Regions from separate parts of the Homo sapiens genome. Here region 1 is linked to region 2. A link is a loop called in an ENCODE intact Hi-C map of the cell type or tissue named here. Cell type or tissue: A673. All regions are shown on one strand. Each heading gives the region's core, and the rest is flanking DNA. Links, peaks and the distances in the headings are about the cores only. Region 1 overlaps BICD1 (BICD cargo adaptor 1). Region 2 has its middle 7.7 kb from the start of DNM1L.

Region 1 (6,716 bases), core at 1,630-4,129, 310 kb before region 2:
ACATGCTGAGCTTGGATTAATCAGTGGAGGCTTGTAGGACACCTACTGTGATGGCAAATTCTGTGTTTGTTTCTAGCAGGAGAGATTTTAAAAAGAAGTTAAAGAAAAAAATATGTGAGACTATGATATTCTCCCATATTATCAAAAACACTTATTTTCCTCAATGTAGGAATAGTGCAAGCCTGTCGACCCAGCTATTTTAGAGGCTGAAGTGGGAGCATCACATGAGCCCAGGAGTTCAAGACCAGGCTTTAAGAGACCCTGTCTCTTAAAACAGATAACAAATGTAAAGTTTATAGGAAAGATTACATCATGTTGATTCAGCAAATATTTTCCTCTCTTATTTCTCCCTTTCTTTTCTATCTTCCCTTCTACGTGAGGCCCTTGTTTATGGAGGAATGTCATACAAGGGTACTCTTCTTGTGCATATCGAGACAGACCTATAGATGCTTTGAGCTATAATATTCCATATTCATCCCTGCCCTGGAGGCATTAGTAATCTCTTGAGCCAGGCACAGTGTACACACTTGTAGTCCCATCTACTCAGGAGATTGAGGCAGGAGGATTACTTGAACTCACTGCATTACAGCCTGAGCGACATAGCAAGACCTGGCCTCTAAAAAAAATACATAAATAATCTCTTGAGTATGCTATGACATTTCCCAAGCCTGTGGCCTTATCATATAAACGTACAGCATTTTCTAATTCCATTCTGATCATTTCAAATAAACACTTTAATTTTATGATAAAATGTCTTATTACTGTTACTAAAGACCATAAAAAGTTTGTAGTTACAAAGAAGTTATTTGACTAACTCATTATGTTAGATGTCAGCCTAGATATCACAACCTCCAGGAAGCACTCCCTAACCACTTAGATTTAGTTGTGTTTGGTTAGTTAGATTTAGTTATGTTTGATTAGTTAGATTCAGTCTAATTTAATTTAATTAACTTCCGCTGTGAGGTCCTGTAACACCCTACACTTTCCCTATCATAGGAGGCAATACAGTGATACTTCTGCAAGTTCAGCTCAGCCCTTGGACCATACAATCCTGGATTCAAATTGCACCTCTACCTCCTAGTGGAGTTTGTCAAGTTACTTAACCTAAGTTCCCCTTTCCTTATAGATGAAGTGAGATTAATAAAACAGGGTTATAGAAGAGCATGTATATTAAGTGCCTATACAGTGCCTGAGACATCGTAAACAATAAATAAGTACTAGATGCTGTCATCATCACCATCACCATCACCATCACCACCATCATCACCATCACCATCACACTTCAATGTAGTTGCTTATTAAATATGCTTATCTTCCTTGATAAAACAGAGACCACATTTTCTCTGTTCACCTTTTTCCCCCTGCTGCCTAACACAGTTTCTGACACAAAATAGGAGTTTAGTAACTTGACTGTTGAATGGTTTAGACAAACCCTGGTGGCCAAACAACAGCAATGGCTTTGTGGGTTCTACAATGCCTGCTCCTTCATGCACATAGTTGTCATCTTTTATTCCCCCCAAAGCAACGAGATGTGGTCTAGTTCCTTCAAGGGTGAGCCTAGCAGAATAGATCCTAGACGGAGCAGGGGAGATCACTCAGAGCCTGCAGCATCTCAGAGCTACAAGGGACTTCCTCAGCCTCCCAACCTACCTCCTTCATTTTACAAAGTACATCCTAAGACACATCCGTGGCTCAGCCAGGCTACAATTGACACAACTGGAGGGCTGTAGACCCGAGAAGAGGGATTTAGAAGACAACTGAGTCAGAGCAATGTAGCTACATTTTAGTTTAATTTTTTAAGTCCATCACCATTTTATCTATGAAATTTGTTTTTTATTCTTTAAGGATAACACGTAGCTAAGTGCTTATAAATAATAAATGAAAAATAATCATCATTAGCTTGGCTAGGAGCAGTGGCTCACACCTACAATCCCCACATCTTGGGAGGCCGAGGCAGGAAGACTGCTTGAGGCCCGGAGTTCAAGACCAGCCTAGGCAAAATAGCTAGAACCTGTCTCTACAAAAATTTAAAAAATTAGCAGGGTGTGGTGGTGTGTGCCTGTGGTCCCAGCTACTCAAGAGGCTGAGGCAGGAGGATCACTTGAGCCCAGGCGTTGGATGCTGAAGTGAGCTATGATAGCCACCTAGGCAACAGCATGACATCCTGTCTCAAAAACTAAATAAATAGGCCGAGTGCAGTGGCTCACACCTGTAATCCCAGCACTCTGAGAGGCCAAGGTGGGTGGATCACCCGAAGTCAGGAGTTAGAGACCAGCCTGGTTAACACGGTGAAACCCCGTCTCTACTAAAAATACAAACAATTAGCTGGGCGTGGTGGCGCACGCTTGTAATCCCAACTACTCGGGAGGCTGAGGCAGGAGAATTGCATGAACCCAGGAGGCGGAGATTGCAGTGAGCCGAGATTGTGCCATTGCACTCCAGCCTGGGCAACAAGAGCAAAACTCTTGTCTCAAAAATAAAATAAAATAAAAAATAAATATTAGCCAGAGATGATGTTACTTCTAATGAAGGAAAAAGTGATATTCACTACAAATAAGAAGAATGTCTACCACCTCTCTAGCATTTCATTAAGGGAGTACACTGTGGTTCTGATCACCTGCTGTCTGAATTTTACCATAAATTATATTTTGAATGAATAATAATCTGTGACTGTATTGGCAAAACAAAGTCAAATATATGAGATATTTTTAAAAGATGTAAGCCATTTTAATACTCTAGTTACTCTAATTCTAAGGATCGCTATTCCACAGAGGCCACTACTCTGCTTTAGAAGAGTTTCATTATACCTCCCTGGCAATGTAAGACATAAGGAATCCAGAGTGGTTTTTACATCCATTGCATTTACCCAAATACACCATCGGAGGGCAGCACACACCTGGTTGACTTAACTGCCTGTCTGGTGGCCTTATCAAAATAGTTGTCAAATTAGTCTAAGACATTCCTAAATTACCACTCAGATAGGCAGGAAAGCTGTTGGAGAAGACAAAAGGAGCAAAGATTTTTAAAAGACAAAAGAATGCATTCCTTAAGACTCTGAGTTTCTACAAAAGGGAATCTGGAGCTAATCAATGCTGCAAAATGGGAAAACGGAGTTAAAAAAGGAATTTCCTCAATCTGAGAAAACAGATTTGTTATATTTGAAAGATTTTTACTGAGTATGATCATCCGAACACCAGCTACTAAACAAAAATCAGATCTCCTTGTTCCTATTAAGATGCGCTAATTAATAAGATGGCAACAAAGACCACCATATAAAAGGGTTCCTTCAGTAATGTTTTCTTGAGTGAACAAAAATCAAGCCTGCCTTATATTGTATTCTACTTTGCATCACAAACAGTTTTAGTGTATTTCTGGAAAAGCATCAGCAGTTTTTTCGAATTTTAAATTCTGGAGTTATGTAACTATATAGGCAGGCTTTTTTATAACAGAATATAACAGTGATACTTAAATAGAAGACTTCAAATGTAAATATCAGTAGAGCCTCGTTAAGGCTATAAATCCAGACTTTGTGATAATGTGGATTAAATATTATTTACATAACATATAAGGAGGCCGGGTGCAGTGGCTCACGCCTGTAATCCCAGCACTTTGGGAGGCCGAGGCAGGTGGATCACCTGAGGTCAGGAGTTCAAGACCAGCCTGACCAATATGGTGAAACCCTGTCTCTACTAAAAATACAAAATTAGCCGGGTGTGGTGGCACATGCCTGTAATCCCTGCTCCTTGGGAGGCTGAGGCAGGAGAATCACCTCGGGAGGCTGAGGCAGGAGAATCGCCTGAACCCAGGAGGCGGAGGTTGCAGTGAGCTGAGATTGCACCATTGCACTCCAGCCTGGGCAACAAGAGCAAAACTCTGTCTCAAATAAACAAACAAACAAACACATATAAGGAAAGGGATTTGCTAAGCAAATACAGTCTAAGCAGTTGGCAAGAGGAAATGCTTCAATTATTTAAGAATAATTTTTAAGTTTAATTCCAATTTTAACTTGTTTGCAAAAATCTTTTTGGAGAAATATGACGTATATGCATTTCTAACCAGCTTCTTGCATGATTCTAATATAGTCACCTAGTACCAGTAAACAGACTGCTCTTTGATTTTTTTTTAGAACACCAGGCACTACTTTCTTGGAGTAGATGATTAACCCAGCTAAAGCTTGATTTTTACTAGCTAGCACTTTATTAACCTAGTGTGTTATATTGTGACTTTAAAATGGTAAAAACAATTACAAAGTGGAGTTCTCATTCAGGTTAGCTTTCTAGTCCAAGTCACTAACAATTTACTATGTAATAGACATTCTAAGATTTCTGCCAACAATTCTATTGTCAATATATAAAATCAATTTTCAGAAAACTGTAAAGATTATTTCCTTGTTTAATTAAGATTCTACTAATCATAGAAAAGATTATATTGCACACTTTTCTCAAGTTACCTATGGGACTGACAATATGTCCATGTGTCCTGATAGTAAAGTCAGTTATCTGAATGCGTTCCATTTTGGAATAAGAGATCTAAGTGCTAAGCAAGTAACCACCACCACATTCAGGTTTAGAATTGGAAGATCTTTCATTATATTAATAGACCCTTTATTTTTAGATATAACAAAATACCAAAGACAAATGGCCACATATATCCTAATGTACTTGAGAAATCTCGCTACTAATGCTGTGTCACTAATTTTTTAATACTGTATTTAAGAAAAAAAAAAAAGCCTGTCTTTTCTATTGGCATCATTCAAGAAGAAAAAAAAAAAGCTGAATCAGGATATTTCTGTGTGAATGCACATTCCTCACTAAATCTCTCAGGCAGCTGCTTTAGTCACTGTTACTAACACCTTGCTCTGTCATCTCTTTGTACACATGTCTAATTTATCAGTTTCTTGTAGATTGTCAGCAGCCTGCTGCCTCCGTACCGCCACAGTGCTCACAACTAGCCGGGAGGCAAGACTGCCCAACTGTCAGGTAAATTCAGATGTCCTTTCCCTTCCACCCAGCTGCATGTCAGATCCATAGACCCCAGCTCCCCTTTCCGACACCTGAACTGCCTACGCATCATTGTATTTTGCTGTATTTTATTTCAAGTGTGGGCTACATAGACACACATTGGACACCTGCAGTCCCTGCGTTCCCAGTAGGAATACAAGAGAGCTGGGGTTTATTTTGCTGGCTGCCAGCTGGTAGACTCTACAGGCTGCCTTCAGCCCCTTTGTCTGTGTAAATACTTGGATTAGTCCACTGTTTCATTCCTTTCCAAAAAATAAAAGCTGGAATTGTTATGATGTTTGTCCTACTTTTTATTTTCTTTTGTCTTTAAAATATATTTATTTTCCTGGGGAATCTGAGGGATACCAATATACTAATTGACCTGATTTGATTCCTGTACTTTATATGTATTAAAACATCACTATATACTCCATGAATATGTACAATTATTATTTGTCAATTTAAAAAAATAAAATCCCCGCTACTCAGGAGGCTGAGGTAGGAGGATCAATCGCTTGAGCCTGGGAGTTCAAGGCTGCAGCGAGCTATGATACCACTGCACACCTGCCTGGTGAGTAAGAACCTGTTGCTAAAAAACAAAACAAAACAAAAAACACAGTAAAATAAAACTTAAAGTGTTTAAATAGGCCAGGCATGATGGCTCACACCCGTAATCCCAGCACTGTGGAAGGCCGAGGCAGAGGGATTACCTGAGGTCAGGAGTTTGAGACCAGCCTGGGCAACATGGTGAAACCCCGTCTCTACTAAAAATACAAAAATTAGCTGGGTGTGGTGGCACATGCCTCTAATCCCACCTACTCAGGAGGCTGAGGCAGGAGAATCACTTGAACCCAGGAGGTGGAGGTTGCAGTGAGCTGAGCTGGTGCCACTGCACTCCAGCCTAGGTGACAGAGAGAGATTCCATCTAAAAAAAAATAAAAAATTAAAAAATATATATCTCAGGCCAACAAACAGGAAGAATATAAAGAATTAGATATAAAGGCTGGGTGCAGTGGCTCATGCTGGTAATCTCAGCACTTTGGGAGGCTGAGGCAGGAGGATTGCTTGAGTCCATGAATTTGTGGTTACAGTGAGTAAAATCACATCACTGCACTCCAGCCTGGGTAACAGAGCAAGACCCTGTCTCTAGATAAATAGATAGATAGACAGACAGATAGAACAGCTGTATAAAAGTGTTTCTGTGTTTCTGTTCTCTGTCCACTCAGTAGCCTTGGTAAAACTGAATTTGAAAGGTGGAGAAAAACATTGTAGTTAGCATTCAAAAGATAATATTTGCTGTGACAGTGACCTTTATGTGAGATTACTTGAAAAATTGTTAAAACAGGTTTGCACAGTCCTGAACACTGAACTGGAGAGTTTGCTGACAATTCCGATTCCAAAGGAAAGCTTTCCAAATCAGTCATGAATTGCCCTCCATCCTGGTGAACCTCCACACAGCGTCTCAGCGTTCCATCAGGACCTCACCTCCATCCTGGAATGCTTCATCTCCAGCCACCTGGCCTCTGATGGTGCCAGACCTCAGTAGTCCGGTTGTGGTTTTCATCATCTGCTCAGTGTTCTCTCCTTATCACAGCTGTTGCCCTTCTACCAGGGGAAGGCTTCTTTTGAGCAGGGGCAGGCCCAAACACTTTCCATGTGTGTCTGAGGAGTAGATGTCAGTAGCAAGCTACATGTGGTCAGGGGTCAGAGCCAGGG
Region 2 (6,716 bases), core at 2,830-5,329:
AGGAATCTACCCTACTGAAATACTTACATTAAGTATGAAAATATACATCTACAAGGATATTTTCTGCAACATTTTCCATAATAAAAATTCAAAGCTATCTATAATCTACCAAGAGAAAAACTGTGAAATTATTATAATCCTTACAAGAGAATACTAGGCAGCTCTTGCAAAGAATATTTTGGGATTTTTATGTACTGATATAGAAGCTATCAATAATGTAGTGATAAGTGGCAGGGAAAAAGCTTATGGGAGAAGGAGATTTTTTTCACTAAAAGTTAAATCAAAGAGAACTACATGTGTGTATGCTCTAATTTATATGTTTGTCCAAACCAGTGAATAGTATGAAGAACAGAAAGATGTTTACAGTGGTTCCCATCTGGGGAGCATGATCAGAGGTGAGGAGCTTTTTATAGATTACATTACTCATTTAATGATATTGCTAGGGACTGAGTTGTGTCTTCCCTACCCTACCCCCGCAAAATTCATATGTCGAAGAAGCCCTAACTCCCAAAGTGACTATATTTGGAGACATGGCTTTTATAGACTTAATTAAGGTTAAACGTCATAAGGGTGATCTGATAGAACTGGTGTCCTTATAAGAAGCAGAAGAGGCTGGTCGCGGTGGCTCACGCCTGTAATCCCAGCACTTTGGGAGGCCGAGGCAGGTGGATCACGAGGTCAGGAGATCGAGACCATCCTGGCTAACACGGTGAAACCCCCTCTCTACTAAAAAAATACAAAAAAATTAGCTGGGTGTGGTAGCGGGCGCCTGTAGTCCCAGCTACTTGGGAGGCTGAGGCAGGAGAATGGCATGAACCCGGGAGGTGGAGCTTGCAGTGAGCCGAGATCACGCCACTGCATTCCAGCCTGGGCAACAGAGCGAGACTCCATCTCAAAAAAAAAAAAAAAAAAAGAAGGAAATCTGGATATGGAGATGATGTGAACACACACAGGAAGAAGAGGCTGGGCACGGGGGCTCATGCCTGTAATTCCAGTACTTTGGGAGGCCAAGGCAGGCAGATCACGAGGTCAGGAGTTTGAGACCATCTTGGCCAACATGGTGAAACCCCGTCTCTACTAAAAAAATACAAAAATTAGCTGGATTTGGTGGTGGGTGCCTGTAATTCCAGCTACTCAGGAGGCTGAGGCAGGAGAATTGTTTGAACCTGGGAGGTGGAGGTTGCAGTGAGCCGAGATCACGCCATAGCACTCCAGCCTGGGTGACAAGAGTGAAACCCTGTCTCAAACACACACACACACACACACACATACACACACACACACACACACACACACAAAGAAGATGCCATGTGAAGATAGAAGCAGAGACTGGAGTTATGCTGCTACAAGCCATTAAATGCTTGGAGTCACCAAGTGCTAACTACTAGGAGAGAGGCATGACAGATTCTCCCTTACAGCCCTCAGTAGTGTTGGATGTAAAAATGTTCTAGGAATAAATGCTTGGTGCAGTGAAGTAAAACTAGCACTTAGGCAAAAGTTTAATTATCTCAGCAAGGCAATTTACTTCTGCAGAAGGGTGCTACCTGCATCAATCAAGATCGTAAGGGCACAGAGAACAAAGGAGACCAGGGTTTTTTTCTATCTTTAATGCAATCTTTACTTCTATGTCCCTACCCCATGGGCTGGGGTTGGACTGCACAATCTGAGCTGACTTGATTGGCTACTTGTATATATTTTTTTAAATATAGAAGGGGAGGGGGACATGAGGTACAGAGGTGGAGTGTGTGAGACGTGCAGTTTTGGGGGAACATTAGATGGGTGCAGGTAACCAAGGGAACAGATGTGAGTTATTGATTAGAGCTGATATGAAAGGGGTAGGCTGTTTTACAGTAACTAGGGGCAAGGAAGAACAGGAAAGTTGAGTTTGAGAACAAAAGACAAGGAAGTTAGTAGTCTAAATTTTTGAAGAGAAACTCAGAGAAATTCATTGTGTCTTACAGTAGGAACCAATCCTTGGGAACCTTGGTCTTGGACTTCTAGCTTCCAGAACTGTGAGACAATACATATCTGCTGTTCTAAACCAACCAGTCAGTGGTACTTTGTTACAGCAGCCCCAGGAAACAAATATATTCCACCACCAAGTTTATGCAGAAAGAGATTCATTCATTCATTTGACAGTCTTGCTCGGTTGCCCAGGCTGCAGTGCAGTGGTGCAATCTCGGCTCACTACAACCTCTGCCTCCTGGGTTCAAGCAATTGTCCCACCTCAGCCTCTCGAGTAGCTGGAGCTACAGCCGTGCAGCTCCATGCCCAGCTAATTTTTGTATTTTTAGTAGGGATGGGGTTTTGCCATGTTGCCAGGCTAGTCTCGAACTCCTGGCCTCAGTGATCTGCCTGTTTGGCCTCCCAAAGTGCTGGGATTACAGGCGTGAGCCACCACACCCGGCCCGAAAGATATTTAATATGGGAAATTAGATGCTTATAAATCTGTTAGAGTGCCTGGGAAAAACAGGTGTTAGCTAGACATCCAGGAATTACTTCCCGAACAATGTCACAAAATCAGTACACCAGAAGTTACTGTATATTTATCATAAGCGACAGCTGGCTCTCGGGATCTTTTTATCTCGACTGTTATCTGAGAATCAGGAAAATATCATCAGAACCATTAAGTCCAGAACCACGTCATGCTTCCCATGATCTTGCGTCCCAGAGTAGGTGTCCCTTTTGTTTGTCATAGTGTACTAGGGAGCCTTTAGATCTGCAAAGGTAGCAGCTAACCAAGGGCTAAAAGTGAAATTTCTCTTCACCATCAAATATGAGCAAATTGAGTTTGTGTGAGGGAGACAAAAAACAGAAAAACAGAGAAGGGAGATATGAAAAGCTTCTAAGAATGTCAAACAACATTTGAGAACCTGGAGTAGAGTTGTAAAGAGGCTAATGAGAAGGCTTGAGAAATGGGGCAAGTGAAGTAGTTTAAATGCAGGGATGTCTAACATATAATTTTCAGTTGTCACTGCTGTAATTTAAAATCACTATTGCTGGGCGTGGTGGCTCATGCCTGTAATCCCAGCACTTTCAGAGGCCAAGATGGGCGGATCACCTGAGGTCAGGAGTTTGAGGCCAGCCTGGCCAACATGGCAAAACCCTGTCTCTACTGAAAATACAGCCGGGCGCAGTGGCTCACACCTGTAATCCCAGCACTTTGGATGTCTAGCTAACACCTCAGGGCGGATCATCTGAGGTCAGGAGTTCGAGACCAGCCTGACCAACATGGAGAAACCCCGTTTCTACTAAAAAAATACAAAATTAGCCGGGCGTGGTGGTGCATACCTGTAATCCCAACTACTCGGGAGGCTGAGGCAGGAGAATCACTTGAACCCGGGAGGCAGAGGTTGCGGTGAGCTGAGATCATGCCATTGCACTCCAGCCTGGGCAACAAGAGCGAAACTCTGTCTTTCAAAAAAATAAATAAACAAAATACAAAAATTAGCTGGCGAGTGGCCCACGCCTATTGTAATCCCAGCTACTTGGGAGGCTGAGGTGGGAGAATCCCTTGAACCCAGGAGGCAGAGGTTGCAGTGAGCTGAGATTGTGCCACTGCACTCCAGCCTGGGCTACAGAGCGAGACTTGATCTCAAAAATAAATATATAAATATAAATAAAATAACTCTATTATCTCAAATAGTTTCTAAAATATGCCACAAATTTTGATGGTAGGAGGATAAAAAGAAGGGCTACGTTCTATTGGGGTGTGGGTGTGGAGCAAAGGGAAGAAATCAGGACCATATCTTAACTCCCAAGTTATTTTGTCGTTAACTGCTCTTAATTGTGTTGTCACACTGCCCTCTCATGGTCCCGTCAGTATCTCACCAGATTCAATTTCTGGCTTCTGAACCATCTGGCCAATTCCACCATCTGCAAACAATTTCCTGCACCTGCTAACAAAGTATGTGTTAAGCTTGAGGCCTGGGGAGTAGCAAATTGATTAAAGCTGTTTACTTTATCATCTTTGCAAAACACGGGCAGTTTCCAAAATATGACAAAGAGGCTTCCCCAACAGAGCTGTATATTTTATATTAACATTAGATCCCCACTAACCGCTATGATTTGAAGGTGCAGATACCGGCATCTTGGCTGTGATTGATGATCAAAATGTTGGCATAAAATGATATTGGACACATGCGATAAAAACAGTCTGACCTTTTCCAAGATCGATTAATTTCCAGTTATTAATTTAATCCAAAATAAACTTCCTCTAATTCGGGATTTTAAGTTAGAACAAAGCCAGGCTACTCCCTAGCTAAGTAACTTGGCATCTATTCTAATGAGGAGTCCTATGCCAAGCCAGACTCATATGTGTTGGTGAGATTTGATTGCCAGTCCTGGTTGCAATTATATCAATTCAGAGCTGCTTAAATCCTTGTTATTCCAGATTTTCCAAATAAAAAAGAAAAGAAAACCCCATATCCAGTAGACTAATATTATGTAACACGCTTCATACGAGGTAGTGGGGGAACCCAGCTAAATAAGATAATCACTTCTGCCCTTCGTGAGCTCACTATTGGTGAAGGGGGAGGGCATGTTAGTGCCATATCCACGGTTCCTCCCTACTCTCCAGCAAAATATACTGCCTGGCTAAGATCCGTATGCCTAACAAGTACTTCATCAATATGTGTTGAATTAATGAAGAAAGGAATAAATACACGAGGCAGAATGTGTAGCGGTTGAGAGTTTGCTGCCGGGCATGGTGGCTCACACCTGTAATCCCAGCACTTTGGGAGTCCGAGGCGGGTGGATCACCTGAGGTCAGGAGTTTAAGACCAGCCTGACCAATATGGTGAAACCCAGTCTCTACTAAAAATACAAAAATTAGCCTGGCGAGGCGGTGTGCGCTTGTAGTTCCAGCTACTGGGGAGGCTGAGACAGGAGAATTGCTTGAACCTGGGAGGCAGAGGTTGCAGTGAGTTGAGATCGCACCACTGTGGCGACAGAGTAAGACTGTTTCAAAAAAAAGAAAAAAAAGGGGGTTTGCCAAAAAGCCCCTTTTCATCCCATCTCTGCCACATACTAGCTGTGTAAATTTACCACTTCACTTCAATCCCTGGAGCCTCCGTTTCTACATCTCTAAACCTACTTCACGAGGCTCTGATAAAATGCTTAGTATAGTGCCTCACATACAATAAGCACTTAAATAATAGTTCAATAATATTGTGTGAAAAGGGCAACAAGGAAAAATGGAGAAATTCATATGGTTAACTATGGGGATTAGAATTCTGATGTTATGTGCTGTACAGCACATGTACATTTAAAAATATGGGAAAGTTGGCCAGGCGCAGTGGCTCATGCCTGTAATCCCAGCACTTTGGGAGGCTGAGGCGGGCAGATCACGAGGTCAGGAGATCAAGACCATCCTGGCTAACATGGTGAAACCCCATCGCTACTAAAAATACAAAAAATTAGCCGGGTGTGGCGGTGGGCGCCTGTAGTCCCAGTTATTCGGGAGGCTGAGGTAGGAGAATGGCGTGAACCCAGGAGGCGGAGCTTGCAGTGAGCTGAGATTGCACCACTGCACTCCAGCCTGGGTGATAGAGCAAGACTCTGTCTCAAAAAAAAAAAAAAATATATATATATATGTATATATATGGGTAAGTTACTGAATTTGGGGAAGTTCTTCAAGGTGAATAAAGAAGTTTATTCTTGCAAACCAATTTATTCCATGAGATAGGAAACATGATCTTTGGAGACATTGACTCACATGCTTACAGTTCTATAACCAGAGAGAGAAAATATTTTTGTTCAAATTCAGGTTAGGAAATTCTCAGAGAAGGATTCTAAATGGTCCTGCAGGTCCATCCCTAGACCAATCACCTTAACCAGGTGCAGTAGGCCCCTCCAATAAGTCCATGTCCTAATCCCTGGAGCCTGTGAACTTTATGTCTCAGGAGAGACTCTGTAGATGTGATTAAGGGTACAGGCCTTGAGACAGGGATATTATCCTGGGTTGTCCAGGTTGGCCAATCTAATGATGGGCCCTTAAACACAGAGAAGCTTTTCTGGGGGTCAGAGGCCTGATGACAGCAGAAGAGTTAAAGAGATGCGACATTGCTGGCTTTGAAGAGGTTGGAAGGAGGTAACCAGCAAGGAATGCAGGGGGCCCCTAACAAAGGCAAGGAGGTGAATTCCCTGCTAGAGGCTTTAGGAGGGTTTGCAGCCCTGGTGACACCTTGATTTTAGTCCAGTGAGACCTGTGTGAGACTACTGAACTATAGAACTGTAAAACAATACTTTTTTTTTTTTTTTGACATGGAGTCTCACTGTGTTGCCCAGGCTGGAGTGCAGTGGCGTGATCTTGGCTCACTGCAAGCTCTGCCTCCCAGGTTCACGCCATTCTCCTGCCTCGGCCTCCCGGGTAGCTGGGACTACAGGTACCCGCCACCACGCCCGGTTAATTTTTTGTATTTTTACTAGAGACAGGGCTTCACCATGTTAGCCAGGATGGTCTCAATCTCCTGAACTCGTGATCCGCCCGCCTCGGCCTCCCAAAGTGCTGGGATTACAGAAGTGAGCCATTGCGCCTGGCCACATTTTTGTTGTTTTAAGCCACTAAAATTGTGGTAATTTGTTAAGGCAGCAATAGGGAACTAATATACTAGAGAAGCAAGGCAGAAACCAGGTTCCTAGGTTTCAGTTCCTCCCCAGTTCTCTCTGCCTCATCTGCTGTGAGACAGCTTGCTGAATGAGATCCCCTACACCCT

What was found. Peaks named below come from ENCODE experiments on the same cell type or tissue, not always from the same donor. Only the 100,000 strongest peaks of a DNase experiment are listed, where the experiment ranks them.
Region 1: a loop joins it to region 2, with 6 times the contacts of the local background. A loop is called at or near these places in 87 of 110 quality-filtered maps.

Annotation. Positions count from the first base shown.
Region 1 is chr12:32,362,767-32,369,482 of GRCh38, forward strand. BICD1 (BICD cargo adaptor 1) reads left to right here. Exons shown (of 10, transcript NM_001714.4): 9 at 4,904-4,979. Among named protein-coding and RNA genes, the nearest start is that of FGD4, 33 kb to the right of the region's middle. In A673, for the core only: a CTCF peak has its summit at 2,877; a DNase peak (open chromatin) is centred at 2,885.
Region 2 is chr12:32,668,289-32,675,004 of GRCh38, forward strand. No RefSeq gene overlaps it. Among named protein-coding and RNA genes, the nearest start is that of DNM1L, 7.7 kb to the right of the region's middle. RefSeq lists an enhancer at 5,906-6,716. In A673, for the core only: a CTCF peak has its summit at 3,817 (motif pointing left); a DNase peak (open chromatin) is centred at 3,853; H3K4me3 peaks cover 260 bases; H3K27ac peaks cover 419 bases.